2 separate regions of the Homo sapiens genome follow, and region 2 is linked to region 1. The links are chromatin loops, found by intact Hi-C in ENCODE. Cell type or tissue: A673. All regions are shown on one strand. Links, peaks and the distances in the headings refer to the core of each region. The heading gives the core; the rest is flanking DNA.

Region 1 (8,341 bases), core at 86-8,085:
CACGAATATACATACAAATTTTAATATGCCAATATCTAAAAATTAAAACTGTTATTAAAAACCTTCTCATAAAGAAAACTCCAGGTCCAGAAGGCTGAATTCTGGCAAATTCTTTTACATACCTAAGGAATAAGCACATTAGTTGTACACAAATTCTTTCAAAGGACAGAAAAATAAGAAACACTTCTCAACTCATTATAAAGCCAGCATGATCTTGATACCAAAACATGGCAAGAACAAGTAGAAAAACAAGAAAATTACAGAGTAGAACAATCTTACTCATGAACATACATGCAAAAACATAGACTATTAGCAGAGCTGGGTATAGTGGCATGCACCTGTAGTCCCAGCTACTTGGGAGACTGTGGGAGGAGGATTACTTCAGCCCAGGAGTTCAAGGCCAGACTGGACAAAAAGAGACAGACCCTATCTCTTTTCTAAAAATTAATTTTTAGGCCGGGCGCGGTGGCACATGCCTGTAATCCCACTATTTTGGGAGGCCAAGGCGGGTGGATCACCTGAGGTCAGGAGTTCGAGACCAGCCTGGCCAACATGGTGAAACCCTGTCTCTACTAAAAATACAAAATTTAGCCAGGCGTGATGGCAGGCGCCTGTAATCCCAGCTACTCGGGAGGCTGAGGCAGAAGAAACGCTTGAACCTGGGAGGCAGAGGTTGCAGTGAGCCAAGATTGCGCCATCGCACTCCAGCCTGGGTGAGAAGAGCGAGACTTCGTCTCAAAAAAAAAAAAAAAAAAATTTAATTTTAAAAAATAATTTTAAAATATAAAAATTAGAAAATCTAGTTTAACAACATTTGAAAAGATAATACATCACGACCAAGTGAATGTATTCTAAGAATGGAAAGGTAGTTTACTATTTGAAAATCAAGCCATGCAATCTACCACACTAACACAAAAAAAACTTCATTATCTCAACAGACGTAGAGAAAGCATTTGGTAAAACTTAATATTCATTCACAACAAAAATTCAGCAAACAAAATAAAAGAGAATTTCCATACTCTGATTAAACTCCCTCTCAACTCCCAAAAACTTTAATGGTGAACTATTAAGGCTTTCTCTCTGAAATTCTATCACCATTTCAATTCAACATCACGTTGGTGGTCCTAACTTGTGTAATAGGGCAAGCGCTGGGGTGGTGAGGCAACTTTTTTGCAAATGGTATGATTATAGAATGTATATACAAGTTCCAAAATCATCCAAAGGCAAATTATTATAACTAGTAGATGAATTTACAAGGTTATTAGAAAAGTCCAATATACATGATAAAAATCAGGTATATTTGTATATACAACAAAAACTCATAAAATTATAAAAATGGTACCACTTACAGTGTCAAAATCAAACATGCATAACATTTTATAGAAAAGTACAAAACATTAGCAAGAAGTATTTCTAAAGTCTGAAATTAATGGAGGACTATATCTCCATCATAAATATGTCAATTCTCTCCAAAATCATCTATAAATTCAATGCAATCCCATTCAAAATCCCTGCAGGTCCTTCCTGGAAACGGACAAGCTCATTCTAATATTTAATTGGAAATACAAAAGGTTAAGAAGTGCTACAGAAATCTTGGAAAAGAACAAAGCTGGAAGACTTACCCTACCAGGCAGCAAAATTTATTTTAAAGCTACGATAATGAAAATAACATATAACTGACAAAATAAACAGAAATATTTGTCTATGCAATGAAATATTTATATATGCAGTCACTGATTTATGACAAAGATGACCCTGAAGTACAGTGGGGGAAAGATGACTAAAATAAATTAATCGTGACATCTATCTCACACCATACAGAAAAATAATTTCCAGATGGGGACTAGAGACCTACAGGTAAAAGGTTAAAAATAAATAATGCTTTTAGAGCAAAACATTGAAACATATATTCATGATATTAAGGTGGGAAAAGACTTCACAAACAGTTTTTTAAAAAGTGGTAACGGTAAAGGGAAAACTTGTAAAACTGGACAATATCAAAATTGGTAAGTTCTATATCAACAGACACTAAGAGATTTCAAAAGCAACTCACAGTAAAGAATACACTCTACATATATAAAATGTAAATATACACATGAATACAAACATCTACATATTGATATAAAATAAATATTTATGTCAAAAAATATGAAGAATTTTTACAAATCATTAAGAAAACAAACCCAACACAAGACACTTCACAGAAGAGGATATATCCTAATGGCCCAATAAACATATGTGAAGGTGCTCTGTGAGTAGTTATCAAAAAATACAAGACAAAATCTCAATGCAATACTACTATACCCACAAAATAGCAAAAATGCAAAAAGGCAGAAAGCACCAAGAATAGACAAGAAGGTGAATTTTCCGGAATGTTCATTTACTGCCAGTGGGGAGTGTAAACAGGCACAATCACTTTGAAACACTGACAGCATCTTTATCCATCAGCATAGCCTATAACCCAGGAATCTCTCTCCTACACATTTTCCCAACAAAAATGAATAAGTGTTCACCAAAAAAACATATATCAAAATCTTCACAATCATGCAATACTCTAATAGCCAGAAACTGGAACCAACCTAAATGCCCATGAACAATAAGATAAGTTGTAGTATATTCACACAAAGGAATATGATACAAGAGTAAAGAAACTACAACTGACAAATACATAATATTAATGAAAAGAAGCTAGATATAAACCAGCACCTTTATGATTTCATTTATATAAAGTTCAAGAACAGTCAAAGCTAATTTATAGTGACCGAAACCAACAGTGATTGCAGAGTAAGAGAATGACTGACTGAAAGGAACAGAAAGGGAACACTCTGGAGCGATGGGAGTATTCTATATCTTAATATGGATGATTGTCAAACAAGCATACAAATTTATCAAAATTCTCTGGTCTGTCTGCAGAAGATTTGTGCATTTTACTGTACGTAAATCAGACCTCTGCATAATACTGGTAGCATGTAAACAAATAAATAGCCAGGATTCTAGACTGGTGTTATGAAAAGTAATCAGTCTACAAACTATTTGTTGGGATCCTTGACATGATTAGGAGATTGCATCAGAATGTATATCAACACATTGTTTCTTTCAAAAAGGAAGACTTACTACAAAAACAATGTCAGCAGAAATGAACAGTGGGTGGAACTAAACTGTGTTAGAAGTGACACAGTTGATGTACATTCTAGTGAAAGCTCCTTATCTTTACCTGGACTGGTAGAAGCAGTGTTGCAGAGACAAGAAAAGTGAGAATATGCTAAAGGTCTTGAGGGGTTAAGTAAGAGATACTACTTTGAACCACTGTAGGAAAAAAAAAAAAGAAAAAGAAACAGAAAAAAAAAGCAAGACAATTTAAATAAAAATAATAAGATGGCAGAGTAAATACAGTCCAAGTATAACAATACAAACATAAAAGGATTAAACTCACTAGTCAAAAGAAAAAGACAAACTGAAAATTTTAAAATAATAAACTATTTGCTATACATAAAAAAGGCTGATAGTAAAAGAAGAGAAAATATATAAATAAAACTGGTAAGGTATATTAATATTTGGAAAAAAAGGAGTGTGAAAACAAAAAGCATAGTTAGAGATAGAGAAGATCACTAAGTAATGATGGAAAGTCCAATTCACCAAAAAAAAAAAAAAAACAAACCAACAATTCTGAACAGGTACACGCCTAAAATTTATACAAAACAAAAAATTCACGTAACTTCAGAGCAAAAATGGTAAATCCTACATCACTGTACGAGAACTCAACACATGGTTCTCAACTTTTGCCATCAACTCTCTATTCTTTCTCAGACTTTGTCATCTTCTCCTTAGATCAGAAGAGAAAGACAGAAACACCATCTTGTTCCAAAGCACAGAATGGATGTTTTTTTCTTCCCATACCAATAGACATAAACCTACTGAACAAGGAGGAAACTCATGGATCTTAAGGACTAACAGTTAATCCAGATGCATTCTGAAATCTTTGACAGAAAGCTATTTTGTGATTAGTTACAGGAACAATGAACTGAATCAAGGTGGTTAGCCTCCAAAAACTGTCAGGTACTAAGTGGTTTATTGCTGCCATCTGCTGGACACCTTTTTCATTTGCACTTCAATCATATTTGCCTTAAAACTCCTAGTAAGACAGCATATAAGGTCTTAAACTGTTATCTTTTCTGAGCCTCCTTTATCTAATGAGATGAAGACACTGTCTCTAAATTAAATGTTTGTATGCAAGGTGTTGACAACGGTTAAAAAAAATGTTTGTGCAATTTAAGCCTCCGTTAACAATGGCTTAAGTAAAAGGTTTATAGGAGTATAGAAAATTACATTGCCTGAAATCCACTTGGAATTTAATATATCCACAGACTACCAATTTTCCCATACAACTACTGGAAAATCGTATTTTATATACTGAATAACTGCAATGAGTCACTTTAAACATACCAATTACACTTTACCCATATGGCATATTATCCACATTACTTGCCATGTTTCTTAAAATATGCACATATAAATTCATGGCAGGTCTTCTAACACTTGCCCATAGCTGATTCCCTTGCCTTCCAGGCACACACAAAGATTACACTTCCTGTCCCTTTAGTACTCAGATGGGACCACATGATTAGTTCTGGTCAACAGATCATGAACGGAAGTGCCAAGTGTTGCCTGCAGGCCAATGCAAGTAATTATATGTGTGAGACCCTCTGGCACTCTCTTCCTCTGCCATAGTGAAAAGAAGGGACCTCAAAAGATGGTCAAGCCCCAAAATCAAAGTAGTTTAGATCACTAAAGACAGCTGCCCTAGAGAGCTGTCCAGACCCACAACAAACTTTCTAAGAGTAAAATAATACACTTGTATTGTATTATCCCACTGAGAGTTGGCACTTCAATGTTACCTCAGTATAGCACAGGCCAAGGTTTCTCAACAGCAGCAGTACTGCCATCTTAGGCTAGATAATTCATTGTGGTCTCTGTCTTGTGGACTGTGGGATGTTAAACAACATCCTTGGCATCTACCCACTAGATGCCAAGAAGCACTCATCAATATGACAACCAAAACCACCTCCAGTCATTGACCTCCTCCCCCAGTCTTTGAGAACCACTGGCATAGATTAAACTACTAATATAGTATGCACATATGTATGAGGAATATATATGTAAACATGTTGAGTATATTTAAGTCAAATGTCATATATTCTCCATGCTTTATTTCATATTAGAGTCAGATATTTTATAGGCTCTTAACAAATATGAATTTCCATTTCTCAAAGTAGTAAAGTTAATTCATAAATTTTTTACAAAATCAATCATATCACAAGTCTCTCTATAGTAGGGTAAACAAAATATTCCAAGAGTATATAAATCCATACATACTATGCTGTTCATTTCAGAGGACTCATAGCTCCCAACTGGATGGACATTTCCAATGGGTTCCAAGCCTTCTTCATCCCACATGTATGTTCCATCAGAGCTATCAGATGGAGAGAGTTCAAACGAAGAACCAGCTCTGTAGTCTGTATCTGGTGAAACCAAATTATTCCCAGAAGTATGTTTTGTACATTCACTCCTGTCTTCAAGAGAAAAAAGGTTACTGATTCACAAAAATATAATTGTTTCTCGTGTCCTAAAAATATAAGTGCTAATAATTTGATATATCATAGCAAAAAAGCTGGCTCAAAAAAAGCACTCATAACTGTAGCATTTTCTATATCCTAAGCAATAAAAACATCAAGAGCCAAAATCTTTAAAATAACCTACTGAAATATTTTCTAATAGAGGAAAAGAAAATTCATTTAGTCATCTTTCACTTCTGTAATATTTCCAAAAATGTAAATAAACCCTCATATTCCTATATTTCCCAAGATATTTATTTTTAAACACTGGCCAGGAAACTCCTTTTCCTCTGTGTACACTATTTAACTTCATAGATTAAATAATGTAGGGTACTCATAATTGCCTCCCTATAAGGAAATAAACTTGTTCCGGCAGTCTCTTTTAGAAGACCTATAGACAATCAAGGGTTTGTACATGCATTTCTATGCACGATCTAGTCCCCTGATTATACCACATGTCTATATCTAATCCCTTTAGTTGTTCTTTATTCAGGTATATGGGCATACAAATACCAAATACATTTTATCCAGCATTTAGTAACAGGATAACCAAACATAAGAGGAAATGTTTAACAGGTATTATTTCACTTTCTTCAGTTTAATAAATAAATAAAGCTCTCTCAGGAAGTGTATCTAAAAAATTGCTAAACAAGAAGAATTTTCTAGGATAAAAAAATCCGTGAGATTAGACATAACCTATATTATCTCATTGTACCCTTTGGTACAGCTTTACTCTTAACAAATAGCAATGAAATGCTATCCTAAGAGAAGAGATGGTTTGTTTAATGGCATACCACACTGGTTGAGGTAAGCAGGGGAAGTCATTTAGAAGCACTGCATATACTAAGCAGGAATAGGCTGTGTATAACAGCCAAAGAACAACAAAGGTTAAGAGTGGTTTTATTAATATTGTCTTGGATAGGGTGAAAAATGGGGTATGGAGCAAAAGTCACAGGAAAATAAACGTTAACCCACCTCAATTTTGTCTAGATCTATCCCTCCGTGAAACTGATAATATCTTGAAATCTATCTGAAGATAATCCTAAATGTAAGTTCAGTTATATTATTTAAAAGAAAGCAAAAAAACTTAAGGTAAGTAATATTTACCAGAGACACTTATATCTATCCATTCATCAGTTTTACTGAAGGCTTTTTCATTTTCCTTGGGGGAATCAAACATATCCTGTGGTGGCCCATTTTCATGTTTCTCTTCTTTGAGAGACATTTCCTCTGGAGTTATTCTAGTTCTGTTGGAGTCTTCTATATCTATAAAATCATCACTAAAGTCTTCACTTAAATCATTCTTATCAGAAGATGACAAAGACGACAAGGAAATGTCATCCACATCATCACTCAGGTATCTCATTTTAGCATCATGTTTCATGGTCTGGTTGTTTTTTGTTCTATAACTTTCATTTTCAATCAGTTCTTGGTCCTTATTAGCAGCTCTGTCCTTAGCCAAAACTGTAGCATCTTCCTCTACACATGTGTCAGCAGGTGAATTTTTATTTCCATCAACTGTCATAGTCCCAGAAAATGGAGATCGGCTAGATTTCAGTAGAGAGGGATGAACCATTCTATAACCTAAAGTAGAAGTTACACCTGGGCCATTTGGTAAAGCCAACTTCTTTCCACCAGCAGCATAAGGCCTATTAAATCCATACCCCAAATGTTCATTCCCATTGAGTACTTCTGGCTGCCGGGAATTTCTTGTTAGCATACTTGACCGTAGAGGCACTCTAATGGATAGCTGTTGGTTCTGATAAGGCTTTGTAAGATCCACAGCTCTATTAAAGGAATGTGATCTGGTTATAGATGAAGGTGGAAGGAATGAATTCTGAATGGAATGTGAAAAACTTTGTGACCTTACCATTTTTTCACAATTAATAGATTTACTACTGTCTGGGGATTGAGCTAAGCTTTCTCCAGAACTGCTTCTGGTGGCACAGGAGTTCGCTCTAGGCCTTTGCATGCTACCAGCTGATCGGTTTCCATAAAATCCATTCAACTGTGATTTTGGAGTATTGATCGAAGAATATGAAGTCCTTCCTAATAATGTGCCTTTGGTGAATTTACCCAAATTAGATGGTCCAGAAAAAGACTTTTGGTTTAACTCCTCTGTAGATGACACAAACATAGTGGATGGCTTTGCTAACTTTGATGTGAATAAAGAAACACTTTTCAAACCTCCCTTTATCCCATTTTTATCAAACATTCCTTGAGTAGGAACACGTTTTTCAGGATCAATTATTTTATCATGTGAATTTTGAGTATTGTTAGGCTCTTCGACACCTTGTGCACAAAGCTGATATTTATTTGCTTTCCTCCAATTAAATGAATGAGATGATGGACAATCAGAGCCATTATTTTTGATGTAACTTTTGACATTACTATTCTTGGAAGTTCCTAATAAATTAACAGGTGTCCCATTTGGCATTGGCTGCAATGTACTTCTTACAGATTTTGTTCCATACTTTGGCAACTTGGAACCCAAAAATGTCTTGATTTGTGTTTTTTCTTCCATGAGCTATAAGGTGCATTTGTTCTTAAAAGTTGAAAGAATCTGTGAAGAGAAAAAAGAAGTACATTAAACATTCCTAAATAAGGATAATTACATGAATTATTACATAATATGATACTTACACTTTTATACGCAGAAAAACCCAAAAGCTACTCATGATTCCTACAGAACTCCTGGCAAATACCGAATGCACTAATTAAATTAATAA
Region 2 (8,341 bases), core at 54-8,053, 340 kb before region 1:
TTGGCTTTCAAGTTGGATTTTAAAACAAACTTTCGTTGAGGTATCATTCACATACCATAAGTTGCACATGTTCAAAATATAGTTTGATAAGTTTTGACAAGTGTTCACTCCCATGAAACCAACACCACATCACAATTATGAACATATTCAACATCTCAACATCCTCCAAAGTTTCTTCTTGCTCCTTTATAATTTATTCCTCCATCCCTTTCCTGGTCCCTGTCATTCCCAGCCTTCTGTCATAGTAGCTTAGTCTGCATTTTCTATAACTTTATCTAATTAGAATCACAGACTATGTACTCTCTTTTTGTCTGGCTTCCTTCACTCAACATAATTACTTTGCAATTCATCCATGCTGTCCCGTGGATCAGTAGTTTATTCATTGCTATTGCTAAGTAGTATTCCATTGTATGGGTGTACCCCATTTTGTTTACACACTTATCTATTGATGAATATTTGGATTGTTTCCAGTTTGGGGTTATTACAAATAAAGGTACTGTTGGACATTTATGTATGTTAGAGTGAGATGAACCCAGGAAGCTAGAGGTGAATTCTCCATTCTCAAGAACTGTGATCAGGAGGAGGCCTGGCCATTGTTTAATCACTTCCCCCAGGTCTCATCCTATACTATTTTCAGTTAACTCATATCTGCCTCTGAGCCAGAGCACCCAACATGTGTTGTTGTGAAGGCTCTGCCAGTTAACACAGCCACCAATTCCCATGGTGTGGTGGTTCATTTTATGTGTCAACTTGGCTGGACTAAGGAATTCCCAACAGCTGGTAAAACATTATTCCTGGGTGTGTCTATGAGGGTGTTTTTGGAAGAGATTAGCATTTGCATTGGTAGACTGAGAAGATCCACCCTCATTAATATGAATGAGCATCATCCATTCTGTCGAGAGTCTGAATAGAACAGAAAGGTAGAGGAATGTCAGCTTCAGTCTCTCTGCTTGAGCTGAGATATCCATCTTCTCTTGCCTGAAGACATGGGTGCTCCTTGTTCTCAAGCTTCAGATTTGGACTGAATTACACCAGCAGCTTTTCTGGGTCTGTGGTTTACAGACAGCAGATCATGGGATTTCTTAGTCTCCATAACCACAAGAGACAATTCCTGCAATAAACCTCCCCATATGTATATCTGTATATATCCTATTGGCTCTGTTTCTCTGGGGACCTCTGATGAATACATGTGGTGGTGCACATTTATGCATCATAGTTTCCTTTCTACCATCTCACGGATACTCATATGGACACCTCCCATCAAGAGCACGAATCCAAATCAAAGCAGAGTCAACATCCAGTCACTTCTGTGGGCAGGATCAGGGCAGTCAGAGGCCAAAGCCAAGCAAAATGTCAGTCCCAAGATGGGAGAGCTGGCTGTCGGTGTCAGGGGCTTCTCCAGTGGGCCTCAGCACTAAGTCTAATGGTTTTGATCAAGAGTGGAGTGTACACCCCAGATTCTGCTCCCGCCTGCCACATACATGTCCTGGGAATTCAGTGAGCAGGCACTGCAATAATCTTCAACAACAGAGACTTGCCAGAAAGCACAGAGGAAGTTCTCCACAGCCCCACTTCCCACCTAGATGTTCCATAACTGTCATCTGTCAAACTAGCTTCCTTGGAAGCCAGAACAAGTCTTCACATCCTCAAAGATAAGAATCTGAATTTAAAAAAAAAATTCTTTCTCATAGTTCACCTAGCATTCATTGTCCCCAAGAGAGCAGATTCGATCAGATCTGATGCCTACTACTCCACCAGAAGCATCAAAATTTCAGCTCACCCATCATTTTAGAGTTGGTAGGCCTGCCTTCTGCTCATCCCATACATGGCTTCTTTCATGTTCATTTTACATATCGTCAGTCCCTGGTTTGACAAGCTGATACAGTACAATGCCATTGATTTTAATAATAAATCATGCAAACAGCATATGAGAAAAGAGCTTGTTGAGAGCAATTCTGCAAAAGCTGGCTCTGTACTAGTCACGTAGGCATTTGAGTTTCATGGACTCTACTCTCTTTCTACACAACCCTCTCTGAATACGGTTGCTCCAAAGGTCTAAGGTTGAGCTGCAAGGAGTGGGCAAGTTAGTTCAGCTACCAGGAATGGAGAAATAGAGACATAGCTTCTCTCATGTTCTATGAGAGAACATGAGAACAACTTGAAAGGGAGCTGGTTTCACACTTAAATTTCAGCATGTATCTACACTTGACAGCAGTGTCATACACTCCTTCACATGTGGAAGAAACTGACTCAGTGCCACAGGGACTTCATTTTCAGACATGCCAAGTAGCAGGCATGTCTCAGTGAGAGGTAGAAAGAATTGCACAGGCGTTAGTGTTGCCTTTCTGGAATTTTATTGCTGCTACCCTTCATGCTAGCCATATAACTTTGGGCAAGATATATATCATCTCTGATTCTTCAGAAAGATAAAAACAACAGCATTTACTCAAAGACTCTGAAGATTACATGAGATAGCATGCAAAGTGCCTACTAAGGGGCCTGGCATCAGCAGGTGCTGGCTGCCTATGAATTTTCCTCCCCGCTACCATTCATCCTCTTCTCAGTTCTCATATATCTAAGCTGGAATCAGCCTAATGATATATTCCTATTGTCTTGACTATGAAAAGAAAAATGTTAAAAAAAAAAAAAGTAGGACATGCTGGGCACACTTGATGCTCTGCACCACACAGCTTGTTTACACACCCACAAGCCCAGCCGGGGTTGGGAAGAGCCGCTCAGGCCCCTCTTCCATTGGGCCTGGCACCATAGATTGCCCCAAGATGCATTACACCAACAAGCAGCCTGCTTAGGGAGGCAGAGCCATAAGATCAATGCTAGCAATGGGCAAGAATAATAGGCTTTCATCAACTCCTGATGACGCAGGGCTGAGAAGGACTCTGGAAATGCTGTACATCTATGTACAAGGGCAGGGAGGTCAAAGGTGACTCTGAACAGCTGACCTACCTTGATCATGCCAAACAGATTATAGGCAAAGTGAGAGGTTATTTTCCATGCTTGCTATGTTGACAATATCAAGGAATTCAGGAAGCACACAAAGAAGGGTGAGAGGTTATTTTCTATGCTTGCTCTGTTGACCATATCAAGGAATTCAGGAGGCACACGAAGAAAGGTGAGAGACACTTAGCAGTGAGAGGAGATCACCCTCAGTTTCCTTGCATTTTTCCCTCATTTCAGTTCTGCTGTCTTTCCCTAACCAGCCACTAACCTCCCTCTCTTTCCATTCACACTTATGTTTCTCTTAGCAGGGGTCAGCAAGCTATGGCCCATGGGCCAAATTCAGCCCACCACCTTATTTTGTAAATAAAGCTATGCCCATTCATTTCTCCATTATCTATGCCTACTTCTGGCTACAATGCTGGCGTTCAGTAGTGGCGACAGAGACCTTATGGCCTGCAAAGCCTTAAATATTTACTATATGGCCCATTATAGGGAAATGTTTGCTGATCCCTTCCCTTGGAAATAGACTACACAAGCTAAACTCAATCTGTGTCCCATACATTGTAGAACACTATAATCCTTGGAGTTGAATTAGTGTAATATTTAAAATAAAAAAAGAGACTCAAAGTTTAATAAGCTTAGGGCTCTCTGGATTATGCAGAGGCTTTTTCTGTAAAAATTCTTAGAAACTATATTATGCAGGCCGGGCGCGGTGGCTCACGCCTGTAATCCCAGCACTTTGGGAGGCCGAGGCGGGTGGATCATGAGGTCAGGAGATCGAGACCATCCTGGCTAACAAGGTGAAACCCCGTCTCTACTAAAAATACAAAAAATTAGCCGGGCGCGGTGGCGGGCGCCTGTAGTCCCAGCTACTCGGGAGGCTGAGGCAGGAGAATGGCGTGAACCCGGGAAGCGGAGCTTGCAGTGAGCCGAGATTGCGCCACTGCAGTCCGCAGTCCGGCCTGGGCGACAGAGCGAGACTCCGTCTCAAAAAAAAAAAAAAAAAAAAGAAACTATATTATGCTTACACACACTGTGAATCTCTAAAGGAAGGGGTGTTATGGCCTGCATGTAAAAGCTTCATTTTCAAAAGAAATGAGCCTGAGGCAGAAGATTTCTGCACTATTTAGGAAGACTTATGTGCCTTGTTAGGAAGTACAATCCCAAGGAGCATGACAGGGACAAGGCGGGGGAAGCAGAGAGGGAAAATGAGGCTGCACTGCCAAGTTGGCTGCCACTAGGGGGCAGATGCTGGCTCCTGTGTACACCACGTTGCAGGATTGTGTGTAATGCAGGAATCAGGGGGAAATGTATCCAACAACCTGTGGGAACCAGAGAAGAGACCCATGGTGACAGCAGGCAGCATCAGGTACAGGTGCATGCTTGAGGTGAGGTGCTGTTGGGTTGCACCTGCCTGCAGTCAAAACCCATGCAGAGCTTTTGGCCAGCGATGCAGCTCCAATAAGCAAGGGTAGGGAAGAAAACATCCAATGTTGTGCAAATGCGTTCTGATACCAAGAAACACAGAATGCTGGGCTTCCTAGAGCTACTGACTATAGAGTCATCTTTCCCATGAATAGACAACATGTCAAAGGGCACTTACAATCCGCACAATGGTCTAAGATTTACCAGGCTGCACTTCCCCACTTCCCCGTATAACCCACATCCTGAAACCTGCCCTTCTTTTTCTCATACCACCATTGACCCATCCCTAACCAGCCACTAACCTCCCTCTCTCTTTACAGTCACAGTTATGTTTCTCTTAGCAAGGGTCAGAAAATATAGCCCATGGGCCTAAGTTAGACCAGCACCCTTTTTCTCATACCATCACTGACCCATCCCAAAACCCCTCCAACCCTGTGACCTCTTCTCAACATCAACCTCCCGCCAGGAGAGCAACTGAGCACAATGGAAATAATACACAACTTGGGATCAGAAACCCATGTTTGAAAACTGGCTCTCCACTAACCAGCTGGGGAAGCGCCATCACATTACTCAATTTCTACCAACTTCAGTTTCTTCAACTCAAAAAGGGACTGACAGCACAGGATGATATGAGGAATTACGAAGTAACTCATGTAAAGGGTTACCCACAATAGTTACACATGACATTGTAGCTATTCTTTTTTTATTATTATTACTGCATCTTTTGACATTGTTGGCCTTGCATTTTCAAGAACTTCTCTCATCCCCCAGTTTCCCTGCTGTCCCTCAAATTCTTCCTTACCTCTTCTATTTTTCTAAGTCACATTCTGCTATGAGCTGAATTGGGTCCCCCCTCCCCTAATATGAGTTAGGGGAGGGGGTACACAATTCAAGTCCCAACCTCCAATGTGATTGTGTTTGAAGATAGCAACTTTATGGAGATAGTCAAGGTTAAATGAGGTAATAAGGGTGGGGCCCTGATCAGATGCGGTTAGTGTTCCTATGAGAAGAGACACCAGAGAGCTCTTTCTCTCCCACTTTCTCTTTCTTCCTGCTTCTCCCTCCATCTCCTTGTTTGCACACAACAAAAACAGGCCACATGATGATGCAATGAGAAGGTGGCCATCTGCAAGCCAAGAAAAGAGTCCTCAACAGAGCCTGACCCTGTGGACCTTGATTTTTGGACTTTCAGCCTCCAGAGCTGTGAAACAAGACACTCTTGTTGTTTATGCTGCTGTCCAGTATTTGGTATTTTGTTATGGCAGCCCAAGCAGAGTAATACACCTTCCCTCTCTCCTCTTCCTCTTTCTACTTTGAAATGGAGAAGTTCATCAAGGTACTAATGCCCTAGACTTCATTCCCAATCTCCCCTCCAATTCTAATCTCATTCCCGCCATTGACTTCACCTGTCACTCACAAATCCATATCTCCAACTCTGACCTCTCCTATGAACACCTGGAACCAAATTTTCAAAATCTCTGTTTGACATCACCACTTGAGTATCCCACAGGCACAGCAAACTCATAACATCTAAAACTGAACTCATCGTACTCTCCCTGAGAGCCCTTCAATACCTTTTTCTGTCTGTCAAAACCTTTGTACAACAAGAAAAGACATAAAGAGAAGTGGATAGTTGAATAGAAGGATGAAAAGATAAACAGGCATATAAAATTAAAGCCATCATTTGAGCACTTAACCTATGTGTCATATACTGTGCAAAAATATTTACATGCATCAGTTTGTTTTATTTGTATAATCTCTCCTGTTTTACAGATAAGGAAACTGAAGAAAGGGTATCTTAGTCCATTCTTGCACTGCTATAAAGAAATTCCTGAAACTGGGTAATTGATAAAGATAATAGTTTTAATTGGCTCATGGTTCCATAGGCTGTATGGGAAGCATGGCTGAGGATGCCTTAGGAAACTTATAATCACGGCAGAAGGGAAAGGGGAAGGAGGCACATCTTACACATAGCTGGAGCTGGAGGAAGAGAGCAAAGTGAGAGCAAAGCGAGAGGTGCTACAAACTTTTAAACTGCCAGATTTCATGAGAGCTCACTCACTATCACCAGAACAGCAAGGGAGAATCTGCCCCCATGATCCAATCACCTCCCACCAGGCCCCTCCTTCAACACTGGGGATTACAACTGGACATGACATACAAGCAAGGACACAGAGCAAAACCATATCAAAGGGTAAAGCAACTTTCCAAGAGTCACAGGGTCTGTAAGTGATGAAACTAAGTTTGCAAACCAGGCAATCAAACTCCAGAATGAGGCTTCAACCAGGTAACTAGCTTTTGCTCAGCCAACCTTCTCTCTTCTCTCAGGATAACCTCTTTGCCACCATGCCTATCTAGGCTCCTGATATGCAGAAAATAGCAACACATGTTCACTGTACTTCACTCCCTGCTCTCCCTCTTCTCCCTCTCTCCCACATCATCCCCCCTTTGCCAACACTATTTCTATAGCCTAGAACATTCGTACTTTCCCGTGAGAACTGATGCATGTGTCACAGTGTGTATGAAGCTTTGCCTCATCCCTACAGGCAAAATTCATCACTCTTTCCCTGTGCTTCTTCCAGCACATTTTATTTTCACTGCTATCAAAGAACCTATTTCTTAGTATGATACTGAGCTATGTGTTTGTCTTCCCTGCTGGATCACTAGCTTCTGGACAGCAGGACTTGACTAGTTCATCTCTGTGTGCTGCATGTGTTAAGAGAGCACCTGCCACTGAGTAGAAGGTCAGTAAGTGGCTGTAACTGAGGTTGAATTCAGCACAAAACCTGCCAAGACATTAGTTTTTTGGACGAGTGGGATGAGAAGAAGCCTGACAGCTGGCAAGGACCTATGCCTGTGTCCAGGAAACAAAGGGACCACACATGGGAAACCTCCACCAGAGGGAAAAATTGCAAACATGGGGTGCACTATATACTAAGTAATCTCACAGACTCATAAAATCAAACATGCCAGGGGCAGAAGGATGCCAGATGCACGGGCCAGCTTATTCCTTAAGGAAAAGAGGATACTGCCAATGAGGAAGCTAAAGCCACAGAGGTTAATATTCTTCACAAGATTTGGTAGCTCATTAATGTGTATGTGGAGATTGGGTGGTTGAGGAGTCATTTTCTGCTTAAGAAACATGAACACATCCCCAAAATGTCCAAATTACAGAGACACACGTGTGAATTCCTCAGAGACATAAGAATATGTATCAGGGCCGGGCGCGGTGGCTCACGCCTGTAATCCCAGCACTTTGGGAGGCCAAGGCAGGCGGATCATGAGGTCAGGAGATCGAGATCATCCTGGCTAACACGGTGAAACTCTGTCTCTATTAAAAATACAAAAAAATTAGCTGGGCGTGGCGGCGGGCGCCCGTAGTCCCAGCTACTCGGGACGCTGAGGCAGGAGAATGGCGTGAACCGGAGAGGCGGAGCTTGCAGTGAGCCAAGATCGCGCCACAGCACTCCAGCCTGGGTGACAGAGCAAGATTCCGTCTCAAAAAAAAAGAAGAAGAATATGTATCAGAGCATATGAAACAGAATAAGTTGTATCCACAAATTTAAGAGTGCAAGAAACATTCATTTCTCCATAACCTGTGATTCAAATTAAATCTGTCTTCACACCAGGGTGGTGGAAACTTCCATCCCAAGATTTTAAGGTAAAGATGGCAGATTGAGCACATGCATCTAAAGCACCCTCTCTCGTAATCCCACTGAAACTACAGCAAGGAGATTTTGTTTAAAAAGAATAAACTCAAAAGGCAGGGAGACGAAGAGAGAAGACAACATCCCCCTGATATTGGAGGCTGGAAAGCAGATGGGTGAATGGTAACTGACTTGGCAGTTCTAAGCCAACAGTAGGGAGAGCCAAGAAACAATCCAAAGAAGAATGCAGAATCCTCAAAAGGCTTCAGAGTTGGCAGCACCAGGTGTCACCTCTGGAAGTGGGGTAGAAT

Evidence for each region. Peaks named below come from ENCODE experiments on the same cell type or tissue, not always from the same donor. Only the 100,000 strongest peaks of a DNase experiment are listed, where the experiment ranks them.
Region 2: a loop joins it to region 1, with 3 times the contacts of the local background. A loop is called at or near these places in 3 of 110 quality-filtered maps.

Annotation. Positions count from the first base shown.
Region 1 is chr10:84,370,848-84,379,188 of GRCh38, reverse strand. It overlaps CCSER2 (coiled-coil serine rich protein 2), which reads right to left. Exons shown (of 10, transcript NM_001284240.2): 2 at 6,720-8,175; 3 at 5,374-5,570. The coding sequence starts at 8,136. Among named protein-coding and RNA genes, the nearest start is that of CCSER2, 46 kb to the right of the region's middle. In A673, for the core only: CTCF peaks have their summits at 3,880 and 4,081 (motif pointing left); a DNase peak (open chromatin) is centred at 4,078.
Region 2 is chr10:84,711,915-84,720,255 of GRCh38, reverse strand. No RefSeq gene overlaps it. Among named protein-coding and RNA genes, the nearest start is that of CCSER2, 390 kb to the right of the region's middle. In A673, for the core only: a CTCF peak has its summit at 4,205 (motif pointing right); a DNase peak (open chromatin) is centred at 4,205; H3K27me3 peaks cover 1,784 bases.